2 separate regions of the Mus musculus genome follow, and region 1 is linked to region 2. Evidence: chromatin loops called from intact Hi-C (ENCODE). Cell type or tissue: left cerebral cortex. All regions are shown on one strand. Each heading gives the region's core, and the rest is flanking DNA. Links, peaks and the distances in the headings are about the cores only. Region 1 overlaps Rtn4 (reticulon 4). Region 2 overlaps Eml6 (echinoderm microtubule associated protein like 6).

Region 1 (8,635 bases), core at 240-8,239, 50 kb after region 2:
TTTCTGCCTGAGGAGATGGCGCAGCAGGTAACTGTGCCTGCTGCTAACCAAGTCCAACCCCTCCCCCTGACCCACATGATGGAAGGAGAGATCTGATCCCTACAATTTGTCCTCTGGCAAGTACCACAGCAGGCATTTGCATGTACGCACATGCACCGGAGGACTAATTTCAATAAGTTTTAGAAAACTTCCGAATTTCTAGTTCTTTAGGTCTGCACTTCTAAGCTTGCTATTGTTTATTCTCCAAATTCTATTGGGAAGTATGGCTGCTGCATTCCAGAATGGGCTGGAGACCTCACGACTGGGTCTCTGCACAGCTGAGAGGCAAGATCAAGGGGTCCTACCTTTGGGACTTGTGGCTAACAACAGAAGTTACTTCAGCATTCAGCATCTGTGAGCCTGGAAAGAGGAGTGCTTAAGCCAGGCGGTGGTGGGGCACACCTTTAATCCCAACACTTGGGAGGCAGAGGCAGGCAGATTTCTGAGTTCAAGGCCAGCCTGATCTACAAAGTGAGTTCCAGGACAGTCAGGGCTACACAGAGAAACCCTGCCTCAAAAAACAAGAAAGAAAAAGAAAGGAAGGAAGGAAGGAAGGAAAGGAAGGGAGGGAGGGAGGGAGGAAGGAAGGAAGGAAGGAAGGAAGGAAGGAAGGAAGGAAGGAAGGAAGGAAGGAAGGAAGAAGGGAGAGGGGGAGGAGAGGAGAACCTATATTCATTTTTCAAATGTATCCAACAAAGCCTCAGCTAGGCAGGCTTTTGGATAGATATAGTATGTTCATTTCTTCTGGAGCTTATCACACTTCCATGGAGAAGGCAAGGACTGACAGTCAAGGCAAAGTGTAGCTTGTCAGGCAGCATCTGAAGAGGCACTCAACTTAGACCTGCCTCCCTTCTAAAAAAGCATTCGTTAGGCTGAGCAATGTCTGCCCTGTAGGAGGGAGTTAACAAAGGGGGCAGGATTTCTGTCCCAAGCCATCTGCATTGAAAACCTGAGGTGGGAAAGATTTAGGATCTTTCCATGAACTCAAGGAAAACCCTGGTGACATGGGTAGAGACACCATCCCCATGGGGAGAGAAGAGACCTAGGATGTAAGACACTGGCAAGTGTCCTTTAATGTGAAAACAGTGGCCAGTTTCCTTTAGGAGACTCCAAGAGGGCACTTGACATGTTCACCATCCCTCGTGGTGGGGGTAGAAATGGATAGAAGATACTCTGAATTTTAACATAGGCTGTTGTGTGTTGACAGGGGTTGGGGAGGTAGAACACACCCTACCTATGAATTTTAGCATGGGCTGTGGGGCAACGGACTGTTTATTGGCTTTGTAGCCAGGAGCTGAGTTTGGATTTAAAGAAAAGCGTAACTGGGGCAGAGTTAGTGTTGGGAAAGACAGCCAAGAGAGTCTGTGGAACTGAGGAAGCAGATGGACTCAGTTCCTCTCCTCTTGCAGGTGTCAACAGGAGCCTATAAGCGCCAAGTACATGAAGTTCCCCTGGGGAAGCAAGTAACTGAAGCCATGGTTGTTGAGAAGATCACCTGGGCTTCCTGGACAAGGTAAATGAAGAGAACTCTGGTTGAGGAAGAGGCCCCAGCTCTGCCTCTGGGTTTGTGATGGCCAGGATAGGAAGAGCTGAGATGAAACTGTCTTTTCTCAGTGGGGGAGGATGCAAAGCTGCTAGACACTGGCTTAGGGGAGGATTTTATGCGATCAGGGCTTTCTTTTTGTTTAATCATTCGTACCAACCCCAAGCCACATTCAGCAAGTTCAAATGTTTTGCCAAGCCCAGCAACAATGAAGCTTCTAGTAACCTAAAGATAAAAGGTACAGGAACTCTGTCCTTGCCAACATACATATTCAGTGGAACTATAAGGAAGAAAAAATAAAATAAAAGTTTTCTTTCTGGAATGTAGGGGAGTTGGGGAAGGGCTGTGCCTGGTGGTGAAAATGCAGAGCAGGGTGTGCCCACGTGACCAAATGACCTACAATTCCTATCTACTTTTTACCTTAGGAGGGGACAACAACCCTAGGAAACTATGTCCCATCTTCCTAATACCTTTTCCTCTTGGAACAGTGTTCTCGGAGATGAAGTCATTGGAATCTGGCCACGAAACGCAGACAAGGCTGATGTCAACTGTGCATGTGTGACCCATGCTGGCTTGAACATTGTCACAGGGGATGACTTCGGGCTGCTGAAGCTCTTTGATTTTCCATGCACAGAAAAATTCGTGAGTCCTCCTGAGCTGTCTCCGGACCATGCTCCTATACAGTCATATAGATGACCTTCAGTTATCATGGATCCAGCCCCATGGGGCTTTGGCTTGCCCCTGGTGAATGGACAAATGGCCACAAAGTTGGGGAAGAAATCAGGCAGGGAAATCAGCAAGGGTGGCTGATTGATGCACCTGGAAAGTGCAGTGCTTACTGTTGAGACTTGAGCCTGGGCATCAGGGGAGAGAAGTCTACAGCCTTAAGAGTAAGGGAAAGTGCAAGGCCACGGCAGGCACCCTTCTCATCAAGGCCTTCTGCACACAGAGCAGTGGGGGCTTCTGGAAGTGGGGCAGCTGGTGGATCAATAACCCAACAAGTTACTGGGGTCAACATGTGCTCAGCCGCTGCGTTTGCTTTTCCTCACAGGCCAAGCACAAACGTTACTTTGGTCACTCTGCTCATGTGACGAACATCCGCTTCTCTTCCGATGACAAGTATGTGGTCAGCACAGGAGGAGACGACTGCAGGTTGTACCAGATTAATTTGGTTGGCTCCTCGGGCAGTTCTGCTAGTTGGGGTGTCCTGTGGGCCAGGCTCTGCCAGGGACACAGGAAGGGTCTGATATGGAACAATAAGAAAGAAATTTCACGAGTTTTTAGGGGAAAACCAAAAATTTCCTACCATATTCTGTTGTTGGCGTTCTCAACAAATTTTGGCAGGCCCGTGTCCCCTCTAGGGCTCTCCTGGGATTGGCTGAGCTCAGGTTCTATGACAGCTAAACATTGCTGGGGGGCGAGAGGCACAGGGTAAGAAATCTGGAATGGCTAACTTTAGTAGAAACAATCACTGAGAATCAGGTTAAATCAACCTTCACCCATTTGTCCTTGAGAATTGCCAGCCTAGCTTAATGATGCTAATAACATCTTCTTAAGTTTAAAGATGCTAATAACATGGAGCCTTTAGTGACACTAAGAAATAGTGGAGGCAAATGAGTTGCCATGAGAAACGGGAGATGCTGAGTCTTAGGGCCAGTCCATGGCCCAAGTCCAAGGAGCTATTTGGACAAAGAGCCAAGGCAGCTTTTGGCCGTCAGGTGAAATATGCAGGTTATTTGGCCTGAAGCATGGTTTGGAAGCCATTGTTTTAGAAGGAAGGAACCCTTCCAACCTAACCCATAGGTCTGCAAGCCTCTTTCTGAGGTAGGAGAGGGTTTCCTAGCATATGGAGAGGACAGGACCAGGTCATTCTATAACTCAATTTCAATATATTTAAAGGTTTTATTACATTACCAAATATTGTTTTTGTTTAATAAAAACTCAGGGGTAGCTGAAAAAGTAAAACGGGTCTAGCAAGCCTGATAACCTGAGTGCAGAGAACCCACCCTTGAAATTGAGCTTGCACGTGTATGTGTACAGGCACAAAATTAATTTTAAACTATTACAAATAAATTTTGATGTTTTTAGTGATCTGAGTCAAATTGTAAGAGAGGCACCTATAAAGAACACAGTGCGCCGTGATGGCCTGCCTGCTGAGCCACCTCCAGCTCACTGTGCTAGCTATTGCGGGGATTATTGCTTGGGGTAGTACTTACTTACACCAGTTCCTTTGGAATAATGAACATTCATTCCAAACAGTACCAGCCAAACAGAACAAGTTGGGAAGAAAAGGCCTAAACGAACTGGCCAGCCCAGTGCAGGAAATACAAAGTGACTTCTGTTTACAAACAAGACTTAAAGTAACTTAAAAGCATAAGGCCTTGAGGACATGGTGTATAACATGTAAAAAGGGCTCCATTCAAACACACTCAACCCTCTTCAATAGTCACAGGACAGATAGTGTGAGGTTGGGCTGCCAAGTCTCCAGTGACTTCATTATGCACAAATGCTCAAAGCAGCAAAAGGAGTCTAAGGGAGACACACATCAAAGAACTGTTCCAAAAAAGAACAGTAAACCAGACATGGTGGCTCACATCTATAATCCTCAGACTACATAGTAAAACCTTATTCACCCCAACCCCCCCAAAAAAAAACCTTAAAAAAAAACAAAAAAAGCCCAAGTGATGACGGGGAAGGAGAGTAGGCTGCAATGGGTTTACACTTTTCAGTCTGGAACACTTGGCAGCATTATAGTATCTGACCACACAAAAATGTCGTTTGCCTTTCAGTGTATTTGTGTGGCGATGTCTGTAAACACTGGAACCCCGTGCACTATGGCTGCTTCTCCCAAGCTACTTGTAGGCAGTGCAGGGGCACCTCCTCGACGCCAACTGCTGTGGGACACACAAGCTCTGAACAGAGATGTTGTAGGACTCTCATAATCTGAACTTTGCAAGATGGTGATGCCAAGAATGAATACTAAGACTGTTTGCTTCTGTTCTGGAGACTAAAACCTATACTTATTGTAACTTCACTAACGGCAAAATTGGGATGATGTAGCCCACAGATAAAATTTACATCCTCAATTACCCTAACCAATATGTAGCGTTTAATTTGCATTAAGACTTTTACAAAGGTGTTTTGCTATTCTGTTTCTATGTATTTTAAGAATGTTCACTGGACACAATGTAAGTTGGAAGCACTTAAGTACAGAAATACCCTGTTTGCCACATTTAGCTTTCAAAACTAAATGAGCCATGTATAAACAAGTTTTAAAATGTTAATTTTTAAAAGTTTCATTTGCAGTTTTATATCCATTAAGTGCCTTCAAAGTTCCCAGTTGTGTGGGCTGCTGCCTCACCTCCCATGTCGTCTTCTTCCTTCACATGGTGCTAAAACTTCAAAACTGAGGAGGGCTATGGGATTAGCAAATTCACCACTATGTCCTGCTCTAGGAAAGCAGTTATAAGGTGAGCAGCAAAGAAGAGTCCAGCTCCACAGAAAGTAGCAACACGGAAAGCAGGGAAAGCTCCAGTGTGACGAGTGAGCTGTCTTGCTGTTTAGTTTACACCCTCTTGGGTAGGACTGGCTTGGCTCTGCTCATTTCAGATGATTAATGCAGGGTAAATTCAGATTTTTAAAAACCTCTTGAACATATTCCCCACTGTAAGGAGTATTTGAGTTTCTCCAGTCAGTTGTCGGACAGAATGTGACTTGACGACTATTAGTTAAGAAGGCTGATGGGAGTTGGAGTCGTGAGTACACACACCACCGAGTCCTTCCAGTCTGTGCACTAAAATTCTAGACCTTGAGTTTCTAGTTATATGAAGTTGCCATTTTAGAGAAAGGTTGAAATAAGCATTTTCAGTTAAAGAATAGATTATCAACATTTACCACAGAAGTGCTTCAGCATTCTAAAAGAATTAGATTACACATTAAGCTATTTTACACGCCAACTTATTAATGCCTTACATCAACCCACTAGCAGGTTGCTGGGTCCTCAGTAGAGCCCTATGCAGCCCTGATTCTGTTTTCTGTACCTGGTGATGCTGAGTGATCACTGTGTCTGCCTGTCTTGTACTACTGACATTTCATTCAGACAGATCTTGCATTAAGTAACCATGTGGATGAACAACTGACTAATCAATGATATATGTATATATTTGAAGAGCAATAGTGTCTGTTATAAAGACTTTGAAAGTCTTATTTGTAAAATTTATATGGTGTAATTTTATGTATATTCATAAATCTTGCACTGTATTCTGTTAAAATATTGGTGCATGAATTTATTTTCAAAGTATAAAATAATTTAAAACCTTTTGTTATGAGTCAAATAAATCTCACTATGTAAATATATTCTTTGTTCTTAAGCTGTTTCATGAACTAAAACCTTTCTAAAAGCATGTTACCATGTGTCCACTCTCTAAGCCTACCACCGTGTTTTTGCTGTGCATTCATGAAACTAAAACACTAAACACAAAGGTAAGTCTATAAGCTTTATTGATACTTTGCTTTACAGTTCACAATGCATTCCACAGATAATTCAATACAGCTTAAACACAATGGTATAAGTCTTCATTTTATGATTTCTTGCATAACAATGTTTGGTAACTGCAAACATTTGGAAGCATTAAATTCAGTCCACAAAATCAACTATACATACAGTAAATCTTTGAAATGACGGTTACGTTGGAGTTCTATGTTCTCTTGAAAACAGGTGGTAGCGCTCCTACAAATACATTCTCTTCCTAGTTTATGTGCTTGGGACTACACTGTATAACCAATGACTCAGAGGTCAAGCACTGTGGGGCAGCTGCAAGGTTAAAGATCTAAGCTTTGTGAAACACTATATATAGATTATGTCTATATTTACTTATATTGGCAATCTAACAGTAAATCACAATACACCTAGAACATACCATAAAGACAGATTTTTCCACTCTGCTTTAGTAGTATGCTCATCTAAACATCTCATTTCAGAAAAATCTGCATCAGTTTTACACCAACCAAACACAGTACACTGTGAAAAGGGTTGTTTTTCCTGCCCCCAAATCTACCTTCTTTGCAACTTTCCAAATACAGCCAGACTACCTGCAACAGAATATAACACACAGTTTTCCCAGCATCCTTTATTCACCAAGTGCCTCATCTGGGGAAAACAAGTATGACTACAATGAGATCCATACACAGCAGCTTACAATACTTAAGATGATAAACACAGGAAGTCAAGACAGGTAATTTTTCCTCAAACAGTGCACTGCTAAAAATAACTGAAACTGCACGGCCACCCAGGGCTCACCCCTGACCCGCCCACCCCGTAACCAAGGGAGTGTCCCCTTTAAAGATGAATGTCTACTGTTTGGGGCCTTTTCATTCTGCTTTGCGCTTCAATCCAGGGATTTTTGCTTGGATTCTACAAATGAAAAAAGAAAAATGTCAAATTTTGTGTTTGTTTCCCACTTCTTTAAAAAACGTTATGCTGTATATTATTTAGAGAATCATAAAGCTACCAAAATACAAACTAATTTTCCACCTTTGCCTAATGTTTTTTAAAAAAAAGCATTAAAAAGAGTTAATGCTGGCCTCAGAAGGACACTGCCGGATGATGGTCTCGCCCTTGGTAAGAAGGCTGCAGGGCATACTCACTTGGCCATGGCATCCTTAACGCTCTTGTTTGCAAGTCCTAGATAATGATCTATCTGCGCCTGAGAAAAGAGGATAAAAGCATTATAAAATTAATATTGCCAAAGAATATCAATCAGTACTACATACCAACAAACTAAAGACTAGCTCTAAGTCCTTTATAATAAGAGTGAGCTCTATATTCTGCAATCTCCACAGTTAAGAAATTACCTGATGCCGTTCATATATAACAGGAATACTGAAGAGTGAGATCAGAGCTGAAAAAGTAAACACAGAGCTTTAAAAATAAATTAAAAAAAAAAAAAAAAAAAAAGAAGACTGGTACCATTCTAGGAGTCAACATCATACTATCAAGCCAATAGTAATCAAGGTAACCAGACAGTACTCTTAAAGCCTACATAAATGTTGACATTCTCCTGAGGCCTGGGAAATGCTCACATTCTCCTGCATGTGCTGAAGGAACCATGCTTAGCTTCAAATCACATCACAGAGATTCTATAAAATACAGCTTCCCCAATTTAAGCTCAAGAGTGCACCTAAGGCAGCTGTTAGCTGGAGTAGTCTTCAGGAGCTAACATAGCATTTCAATAAAACAGTATCAGCTACTTAAACATCTCCCAATCTCACATTTTTATTTTTTTTTCTTACAATAAAGATATTCTCTAAAAATGTCCCTAAGTGCTTGTCAATCTTTTTGTAGACTTACCTAAAATCAGTAGTGTCAAACCATTGAACAAGGCACCAACGTAAGTAAATACCCACATCAACACTGCAAACTGTAATCAAACAAGAGCCCATGATAAGCAAAATTAAACTTTCTTCTGAAACATATACATTTAAATGCCAGTCTAACAGGCACAGACCTTGAAAACCCAGTAAAGTCAGTCTTTATTTATTGTCTTACTTCAGAAACCTAAGGACCAAAAATGGGAGTTGATTCACTTTCTTTAGAAGCCATGATAGAGCAGAACTGCCTTCCCTCAGAACAGAGAGCATGGGAAGGAAGGACACACTGCCCTTCTACTTCTAGTCACGGTCTAGCTTTCAACAATGGGAGAAAAGAAAGCACTTCCTTTCTGGCCACTTGGCCTTAATTTTAATAAATTGTACTTCCTATCACCTCACCCTGAAAGTTTTTTCTTCATCTAAGTCACAAATCAAGGTTATGCCTGGGTGTAGATCTCTGAAAAGGATTTCTCAGCTATGGCCAGTGTCTGAGAACAAGCTTGTCTGTCATGTTCTCTATTGACAGTACTAGGACTGCAACAAGCCAAGTGTATGGAAATGCAATACACATGGGGAGAGGGCATTGCCTTTTCTCCACGAGTATAAGGGAATAAAGTTTAAACACGCCTTATTAAAAACTCTGTAGAGCTTTATTTGGTGAAAGACACATATTTAAGGAAAATA
Region 2 (8,635 bases), core at 445-8,444:
CTGGTGCAACCAGCAGTGGACAATTCCAGTAGTTGCAGGGAGATGGGAGGCTTTTAGAATGGCTTTAGAGTCTGTATAGATATTTAGGGATTGTCCCTATGCTAATTGAAAGGCATGGGTAAGAGCTATTAGTTCAGCCTGTTGGTTAGTAGTGTGGTTAGAAATGGGCCATGTGTCAACCACCTCCATATCTGACACCATAGCATAGCCAGCTTTCCAGGACCCTTCATATATAAAGGAGCTGCCATCTGTGTACCAGGTATAGATGGCCTGAGACAATGTGCCCTCCTGTGTGTGTGAGGGATGGGGCGATAGTTCCTCTAAGGTTTCAGTGCAGGAATGAAATGGGAAGTGAACAGCATTTGGTCAGGGAAGAGGGCTTGAGATATTGAGAGGTGTGCATGATTGGAAAGTAAGGGTAGAATCTTCTGTTAGTGCTACCTGAAGTGAAAGAATCCTGGACAGAGGTAGACTCTATAAGCCTTTGTAAGTTAAGAGCTAGGACAGGTAATGAGAAGAGAAGGTAGTGATAGGTAACCCAAAGGTTAATTTGTTGGATTCTCAAATAAGTTCAGCATCTGGTAAAGCACGTATGCCCTTCCCTGGATGGTTAGGTCTAATTTCCTTGACAAGTATGCTATGGGTGCAAAGGAGGGTCCTGGTTGGTGACCTAGGACCCCAAAGGCACATCCCTCTTTCTCTGTTACATAGGGAAGGAGGCACATATTAGGTCCAGGATGTGTAAGGTTGGGGCCCGAAGAAGGCCCTGTTGGAGCCTTTAAAGGGGCTTAATAACAGGTTTGAGAAGACGTTCCTGTGTCAGCCCTAAGGCTGCTTCATATAAGGGGCAAGAAAGGAGGGAAAAGGAAGGAACCCAGGAATGTAAAAAGCAAGATATTCTTAGGAATGATAAAAATCTCCTCTTTAGTAGAGGGGACTGCTAGAGACTGGATTAGGTTTTTCTGTCTAAGGTAATGGCTTTGTAGGTTGGAGTGTTAGTCCATAGTAGGTGACCTGAGGGGTGAGCAATTGAACCTTAGAAGGTAAGATATAGCATCAGCTGGATAGGAAACTTAGATGAGCACAGGTATTGGTTTGGCTAATTTGTAGAGAGGGACCACAGAGGACAATGTCATCAACATACTGAATAAGCTTAGATCTAGGAAAAGACAAAGAGTCAGAAGCCAGGACCTGACCAAACAGTTATGGGCTATCCCAAAAGTCCTGAAGTAGAATAGTCAAGGTGAGTTAGGTAGAGACATGGGTGTCAGGGTCAGTCCAGGTAAAGGCAAAGATGGTTTGTGACTGGGCTTCTAGGGGGATAGAAAAGAATACATCCTTGAGATCTAGGCCTGAGAAATAAGTCCCTGAGAGGATAGTGGAAAGAAGCATATAAGGGTTAGCCAAAACAGGATGGAGAGGAACCACTGCAAAATTAAGGAGCCTGAGATCTTGAACCAGGAGATAGGACCTGTTGGGTTTCTTAACTTCAAGTATAGTGGGTATTAAAAGGGGAAGAAGTGGGATAGGGAACTTTTTTTCTTAGGAGGTCAAGGAGAGGCTTATATCCCCTGAGGCTCTGGAGAGAGGGGGGATACTGAGCTTGCATGATGTACTAGGTAGAATCCTGTAATTGGATGACAACAGAGGAATGGTGTTTAGCAACAGAGGGGTTCTGGATGTCCCAGACTTGGGGGTCCACCTCGGGGGCTGGCAAAGAAAATGACATGTCAGAGCCAGTAGGTTGGGTAGCTAGAAGAAGGCGGAGAGGGACTGCTGGCAAGCTTGAGTTTAGGTGAATGGTGTGGGGACAAAAGAAATAGAGGCTCCCACTTTGGCTAGAAGATTCCTTCCTAATAAGGGGACAGGACACAATGGCACTGTAGCTGCCTGCAGCTACATGAACCAGGTTCCTGAAGGGGAGGCTGGGGCTGCATGGGAGGAAATGTCGAGAGAAATAACAAGACCGAGACAAGATACTGATCAAGGCTCAAAGTTTACTTAAGAGTCTGAGCTTATGAAGGGGGAAGGCCCATGCCCCACCACACCAGGTTCTTGATGCTTTGTGGCCAGGCTGTCAGCAGTTGGTCACCAGGCTGTTGCTTATTCAGGATCGGCTCAGGAAGACAGGTTCAGCCACTCAGCAGGTAGCAGCATCTTGGAGAAAAGCACAGAGGTGTCAGAACAATAGACCTATGTAGGTCGGAAGACTCCACCCTAGGTGGTCTCCTTCACAGAGGCAGAACAGGGCTGAGCCAACCTGCTCAAGGCTGAGGGAGGCTACATGGCACTACCAGAAAAGAATAGGTGAGAGGAACACCCCTAAAAATGCAACTAAAGGGTTTGGTAAGATTGGTAAGGCTACCCCCCTACCCTGAGAGGTAGATCCCCAAAACAACATCAGGACCAAGTAAGTGACCCCAGTATCCAAAAGGAGGAAGATGGTTGATCTGATAGCATAATGACTACACAGGGCTCCCTGTTAGTGATGGTAGTGATCTGGTCAAGGAAGCTTGGGCCCCTTCAGTTATCCATGACCAGGCCTAGGAGATTGGCTGAAGGGTGATTTGGGAGTGATGTCCCTCCCTGTGGGATGGTTAGAGAGGAAGTTAGAAGAGGACAGGAAGCTGAAGAGGCTAGGAAATAGGGTAAGCTGAAGAAGCCAAGGAAGAGGCTTGTTAGCTGGATCAAGGACGGTGGAAGTTTTGTCTAGTTGAGATTTCATAGCTAGAAGGAGCTGAATTGGGAAACAAGGAAGCACAGAGAGAAAGTTTGGAGTGAAGGTAAGAAGAAGCCTGGACATAGGAAACCTCCTTCCATCTTCCAGATCACTAGCAATAGTTGTAAAGACCCCTTATAATGATATGATCAAAAGTGACATTAGGCGGCCATTTAAAGTCATTATATAATGGGTATTGTGAACAAGTTTGATCGCAAAGGAGTATGAGTCTAGAAGCCTTTAAATCAGGCACCAGGATTAGAGGTTTAAGGTCCTCTAGGAGGCATCCCAGTAGGGAGCCTGGAGGTATGGACATAGACATGATTCATACACAGGCACACCAGCGTATGAACAAATGCTGAGTCTGTGCTGCAACATGATTTTCCAAGTCCGAATTTAGGTTTATTTCTTCTCAGCCAGACTAAATGCATCTTGTAGCTCAGTGGTAAAATGCTTGAGTAGCATGCATGAGGCTCTAAGTTCAGTCCTCAGTATTGGGACAGGAGAAACCCAACCCACTGCATTTGAAGGACTACAAGTGTATAAACGAGAGTATTGCTGTCTAGTTCCATGACAAGGGTGGATGGCACCTACACTTTATAGTGTGTACTCATAAAAGGCAGTACTAGGTGTCAATGGGATTAAGTCGTTTTACCATAATGTGTTTACATAGTGTATTTATATAAAGCAGGATAAGGATCTAGGGAGATTTCTCATTTGGTGAAGTGTTTGTTGTGCAGCCATGAGGACCTGAATTTGGATCCCCAGTACCCACTTAAAAATCTAGGTGTAGTGGCATACATCTCTAACTCCAAAGCTGGGGGCTGGAGATAGGCAGAGACAAGTATTTCCCTGGAGTTCATTGGTCAGCCAGCCTTGCCAAAGGTAAAGAGCAATTAAAGAAGACAGCCAATGTTAACCTCGACCTTCACACATAAAGAATAGAAACACTGTAATCATCCTTATGTGCACACATACACAAAACAAGGGTGAGGGGTGGAAAGTTTACCATGTACCTGGATATTTGTTGCTAGGTGAGAAAACATCTGCTATCCATAAGCAGTGAGCACTATGCTTTACTTTCTGGAAAAAAAATGATTTGTCTCAGAAACACCTAGCTTAAAGGTCATTCATAAGAAATGAAATAGTGTGGCCATTGTGGCTGAAGGGAGCTGTTTATTCATGTGTTCACCTGTCTGAGGCACTTTCAGCTTGAGGTGCTCTCAGCTGGGCAGAAAGCATGGGTTTACTTTGCCTTCTTTCCTCTTCCACAGGGACACATGGAAGGGGAAGTGTGGGGGCTGGCAGCACACCCGCTCCTGCCCATCTGCGCGACAGTAAGTGATGACAAAACACTTCGGATCTGGGAATTATCCTCCCAGCACCGCATGCTGGCTGTACGGAAACTTAAAAAAGGTACATAAGACATCTCCTCACAGGTAAAGGTGTCTGTTTACAGGCAACAGACTATGTTAGGTTCACTCACTCACTTACTCATTCAACCACTGTTTAATGAGAGCACCTGTTACAATCCCAAAAATATGAGCAAGGCAATTCAGGGTTCACTGTGCAGTGAAAATTAAGAGTGCATGGAGACTTTCCAGAACGCTAGTCTGATCTCAGAGTGCCCCAGCCCCATTCACTTTGCTTGAACTACACGTGCTTGCTTGCCCCTGTGTTCTCTTCTCATTGAGAGCTGAAGTGTGTCAGCTTGTAAAAACAAAACAACGGGAGAAAAACACTAATTATATCTATGACTAACAGTCTCCAGCATTTATGGAAAGTAGAAAGTCAGTTTGGTAGAAAAAAATATTTTTTGAAGTCATAAATGTGTGTTGGACATCTGCACACAATACAGGCATCTGCCAAGAGATAACAGTTCACCAAATGCTTCTTGAGTACCTCTGTATGTCAGGCCCTAAGAGCCCACAGAGAACAGTCTCGTCTTTAGAATCAGATACAGACAAGATTTGAAAGGACTCCCAGCAGCAGCTGGCCTGCTTACTCAGGTAATTTGAGAAGGGCCTAAAAATAGGATTCTTTATAAAGGAGTGGGTAGGGTTTAAAGAAATGACAAGGAATATGCACTGTGGTGCCACCAGTAACTGCAGGTGTCCTCGAAAGTTCTGAGCTTTAAAAGACAAAAGGACAGAGTGGTTGGTGGAGTGTCTGAGATGGTGGCATTTCAGGAGGTGCCTGGAGGATCAGACAGTTCAGCCTGCCAGTTCTCTACCTTCCAGTCTTACAAACTCCATCCTGGACCCACCCAGACGCCAAGAGGCAAGGGGGCCTCTGACACAAACCACTTGCCAGCTTCAGGCAGAGAGTAGATGAAGACCCCACATGAGCAAGAGGCCACAGAAGCTCAGCTCAGACTTGCCACCTCGCACTGCTTTCTTAGGGAAGCAACAAGAGAGCTGAGCCTTGAGGTCTAACAAAAATTCTTAAGACAGGAAGGGCTGAGCTTGGGCTCTGTCCTTTCAATATTTGTACTGGGTCATTCTGTATGCAGAGACATAAGGGCATATTCTAAAGGAACAATGCCAAATGAAATCATACTGACTGGTAGTATCAGTGTGAGCCAGAGACCACACTGGTACATCACCTTTATTCTGCAGAGACCTGGTGCATAAGGCTACCATTCATATCACTTACAGATCAGAAAATGGAGACAGGTTACTATAGTACTTTGTCCAGCATCATCTACTTAGTGAGTAGTGAAGCAGTGCACACTGCAGCACGGTGGCCTCATGCCTGCACACTGGTTGTCACTAACTCCCCACATAGCCTCACTTTACCCTGGACTCTTACAACTTGGCAGCGGGTGGGGCAAGGATTTCAACCAAATTCAGAGCCATGCTCTGAATAATTGAATCATTTGCCCACTAACTTGCATTGCAAAATGAAACTAGTGCCTTATGGTAGAAGCTAGTCAGTGGACTTTATTCTTTAGGTTAAATATTGGTTCAAAAGAGCAACTGTTGCTGCATCTTAGATAACAATTCCTCTAGTTTCCCTTGCTATCCTGGTATAAATATCTCTCCTTTTGCTCTAAACTGTGGCCTAAATTGTATGGTAAATTATGGTTCACCTACCCTGATGACTGTCCCCAGGGCTAGCTGGTCTTTTCACTGTCTCACTACAGTGACTTGACAGACTCACAGAAGGTAAGCATTAACTGGACAAATGAGTAGAGAGATTGCTTACATAAGCCAGTTCCAAGTTACTAGCTTTACATAGCTTCACCATCTATCAGCACAGGTGTGGCTCCCTATGGAAGCCAGATTGAGCTGTTCCAGCACAAAGCAGCATGGCTTGGACTGTGTCATCTCAAATCTTCTACCTCTTGACTGCATTATGATCCATGAAGCAGAAAAACTAAAATTAAGAGGGCTTCTAAATTTTAAAAAAAAAAAAAATGTGTTTCCAGTCATGATGTCCAAAAAAAAAAAAAAAATGGTTTCTAGAAGTTTTATTGGAGAACTCATGTTCTTAAATGTGTCCTCTTTTCTCAGAGAGCTATGCTATCTACCTAACCCTCTCCTGCACCGGCTCACCTACCTACCTTAAAAAGCCCAGATACTCCAAGATAAAGAAATAAGTGGAAAAACATTATGGAAAATGAAAATGTATTTTAAGATTTATTTTTTAATTGTGTGTATCTGTGTTGTGGAATGTACATGTGCGTGCAGGTGCCCAAATAAGGGCATGTCAGAGTACTTGAAGCTGTAGTTACAGGGAGTGGAGAGCCGATTACTGACATGGGTGCTGGGAACCATACTGAGGTCCTGTAAGAGCAGCAAGTGCTGTCAACCTCTGAGCTGTTTCTCCAGCCCTAAAATATGATTTTGATACTCTGGAGGGAAGAAGACATTTAAATTATGCTATTTTTCAAAGATTTAAAAATATACATTTATTATGTTGTATGTACACACATACACATGATATCTACAGACAACTTTTGGAAGTTGGTCCTCTCCTTCTACCATGGATTCTCAGGTTCAAACTCAGGTTGTCAGGCTTACATAAGAAGTGCTCTTCCCCACAGGACCATCTCACTATTCCCCAAATGATGACATTTTAACTCCCACCTGGGTGGCGGTGCTAAAGGCCCAGTTACATGTAAGCATGTGAGTGCATACACATGCATATTTCTCCTGTGTCTCCATCTGCTTTACTCAACAGCCAAGTGCTCAATTATGATTCTCTTCGGTCCTTTTGTAGGAGGAAGATGTTGTGCTTTCTCCCCTGATGGGAAAGCCCTAGCAGTTGGATTGAATGATGGAAGTTTCTTGGTGGTGAATGCTGACACAGTGGAAGACATGCTCTCCTTCCATCACAGAAAAGAAATGATCTCTGATATAAAATTTTCAAAAGGTGAAGATGGCAGTAATACTTAAAAAAAAATAGCAATCTTTAAATCATTTTTTATATAAAAATGGACTATTCTAAAAGTTTCTTTGACCTTTCTCCCACCTCAAAATCTTATGTTCCTGGAGGTGAACTTGTGTTCTGTTACTGTGTCTCTACAGATACAGGAAAATACCTTGCTGTGGCATCTCATGATAACTTCGTGGATATCTACAACGTGCTTACAAGCAAGAGGGTTGGCATCTGTAAAGGAGCTTCTAGTTACATCACACACATTGACTGGGACTCTAGAGGTAAAACAGGTTGTGGTTTTTAAGATAAAACTTAAACTCATGCATCATTTCCAGAGAGAATGGAATTGAGTTTTAGTAAAAAACAGGAAGAAGATCCATGGCAGTGTATGAGGATAACCCAACAGCCCAGGCTAACCTGACCTCCCAGGAGCCATTACTGTTAACACTTTGAGAATTTTTCTGTTCCATAAGCATCTCATTATTAATGGAAGTCACTGTGGCTTAAGATCAAGAAAGCCTGTGGTACGTTGAGTTGCCATGCTTTGCGTTGCATATGATCTGTCCTTGCTTTTATCTACTCATCCTTCCTGACCAGGACCCTCTCCGGGAATTCAGCCCCTGATGTCTCAAGCAATTTTCAGCTCTTGGCAGAGATAGAAAGCTATACTCAGCTCACCTGAATTTATCTTTCTCCAAAGCGCCTAGCTTCCCCTTTGTGTCTGCCAAGTTACTTCCACAAAACCGTGAAGGCCTGTCTATTTAATACATCTAGCATCTACCATTTACAAAGTCTTAAGTCAGAAAATGTGGATCTAGAAGTAAGACTTGGCTTCTATTCTCTATAAACCTTATAATTTAGGGAGGGAAATGGGCTAGTTTTGAAAGAATATAAGAACACAATGATGTAGGCATGGGATGAGTCCCTGTAAGTGCTACACAGCATGTCACTGTTAGATTCTGTCTGGAGACATGGTTGATGCTAAGAGTCCAGAGCACACATTTAGGAGTGGGCAGGATCCTCACTTGCAAAGAAGTCATAGTCTCTTGTGGTCTGTGCTGTGTCTGTTCTGAGGAGATAGCTCCAAGGGAAATCCAAGATGTCTATGTAGATATGGCTCACCACATAGCAAAGTTAAGAAGGGGATCACCCAGCAAATGGAATGTGGTGCCAAACTGGGAGGAGGACCAGTGGATAGTTAAGAAGTGGTGAGGAACCCTTGGCTGAGCGGGTAGGAGGAAGGGATGTGGAAATCCAGACAAGGACAGAGTCAAAAGGGACTCTTACATCACACTCATCCATGCTGAGTTTGTTCTGGAGGCACTGGGTATCTGCAGGTTATTTTCATTGGGGCATTCCCAAAATCAACTGATGAAAGTCAGAGAGAGGCGACAAGAGTCTGACCCAGGAAGAGGTTCCTGCAGAGACACTGCTATTTTTATTTAATTAGTTATATTTAATAAATATGTAGTTATTTAATAAATCATACTTCATTTTAAGTATTTTTTGAGATAGTCTCAGACTGGGCCAGGC

What was found. A loop is a pair of places that touch in the nucleus more often than their neighbours do. Peaks named below come from ENCODE experiments on the same cell type or tissue, not always from the same donor. Only the 100,000 strongest peaks of a DNase experiment are listed, where the experiment ranks them.
Region 1: a loop joins it to region 2, with 1.8 times the contacts of the local background. A loop is called at or near these places in 2 of 42 quality-filtered maps.

Annotation. Positions count from the first base shown.
Region 1 is chr11:29,740,347-29,748,981 of GRCm38, reverse strand. Rtn4 (reticulon 4) reads right to left here. Exons shown (of 9, transcript NM_194054.3): 6 at 7,932-8,001; 7 at 7,436-7,482; 8 at 7,229-7,287; 9 at 4,568-6,995. The coding sequence ends at 6,953. It overlaps Eml6 (echinoderm microtubule associated protein like 6), which reads left to right. Exons shown (of 42, transcript NM_146016.2): 39 at 1,449-1,552; 40 at 2,071-2,224; 41 at 2,634-2,734; 42 at 4,372-5,931. The coding sequence ends at 4,396. Among named protein-coding and RNA genes, the nearest start is that of Rtn4, 52 kb to the right of the region's middle. In left cerebral cortex, for the core only: no CTCF peak of the experiment used is centred there; DNase peaks (open chromatin) are centred at 2,674, 3,990, 4,384, 5,084 and 2 more places; H3K27ac peaks cover 2,732 bases.
Region 2 is chr11:29,790,721-29,799,355 of GRCm38, reverse strand. It overlaps Eml6 (echinoderm microtubule associated protein like 6), which reads left to right. Exons shown (of 42, transcript NM_146016.2): 22 at 3,994-4,135; 23 at 6,944-7,096; 24 at 7,252-7,383. Among named protein-coding and RNA genes, the nearest start is that of Gm39671, 14 kb to the left of the region's middle. In left cerebral cortex, for the core only: no CTCF peak of the experiment used is centred there; DNase peaks (open chromatin) are centred at 3,086, 4,041 and 4,560; H3K27ac peaks cover 2,988 bases.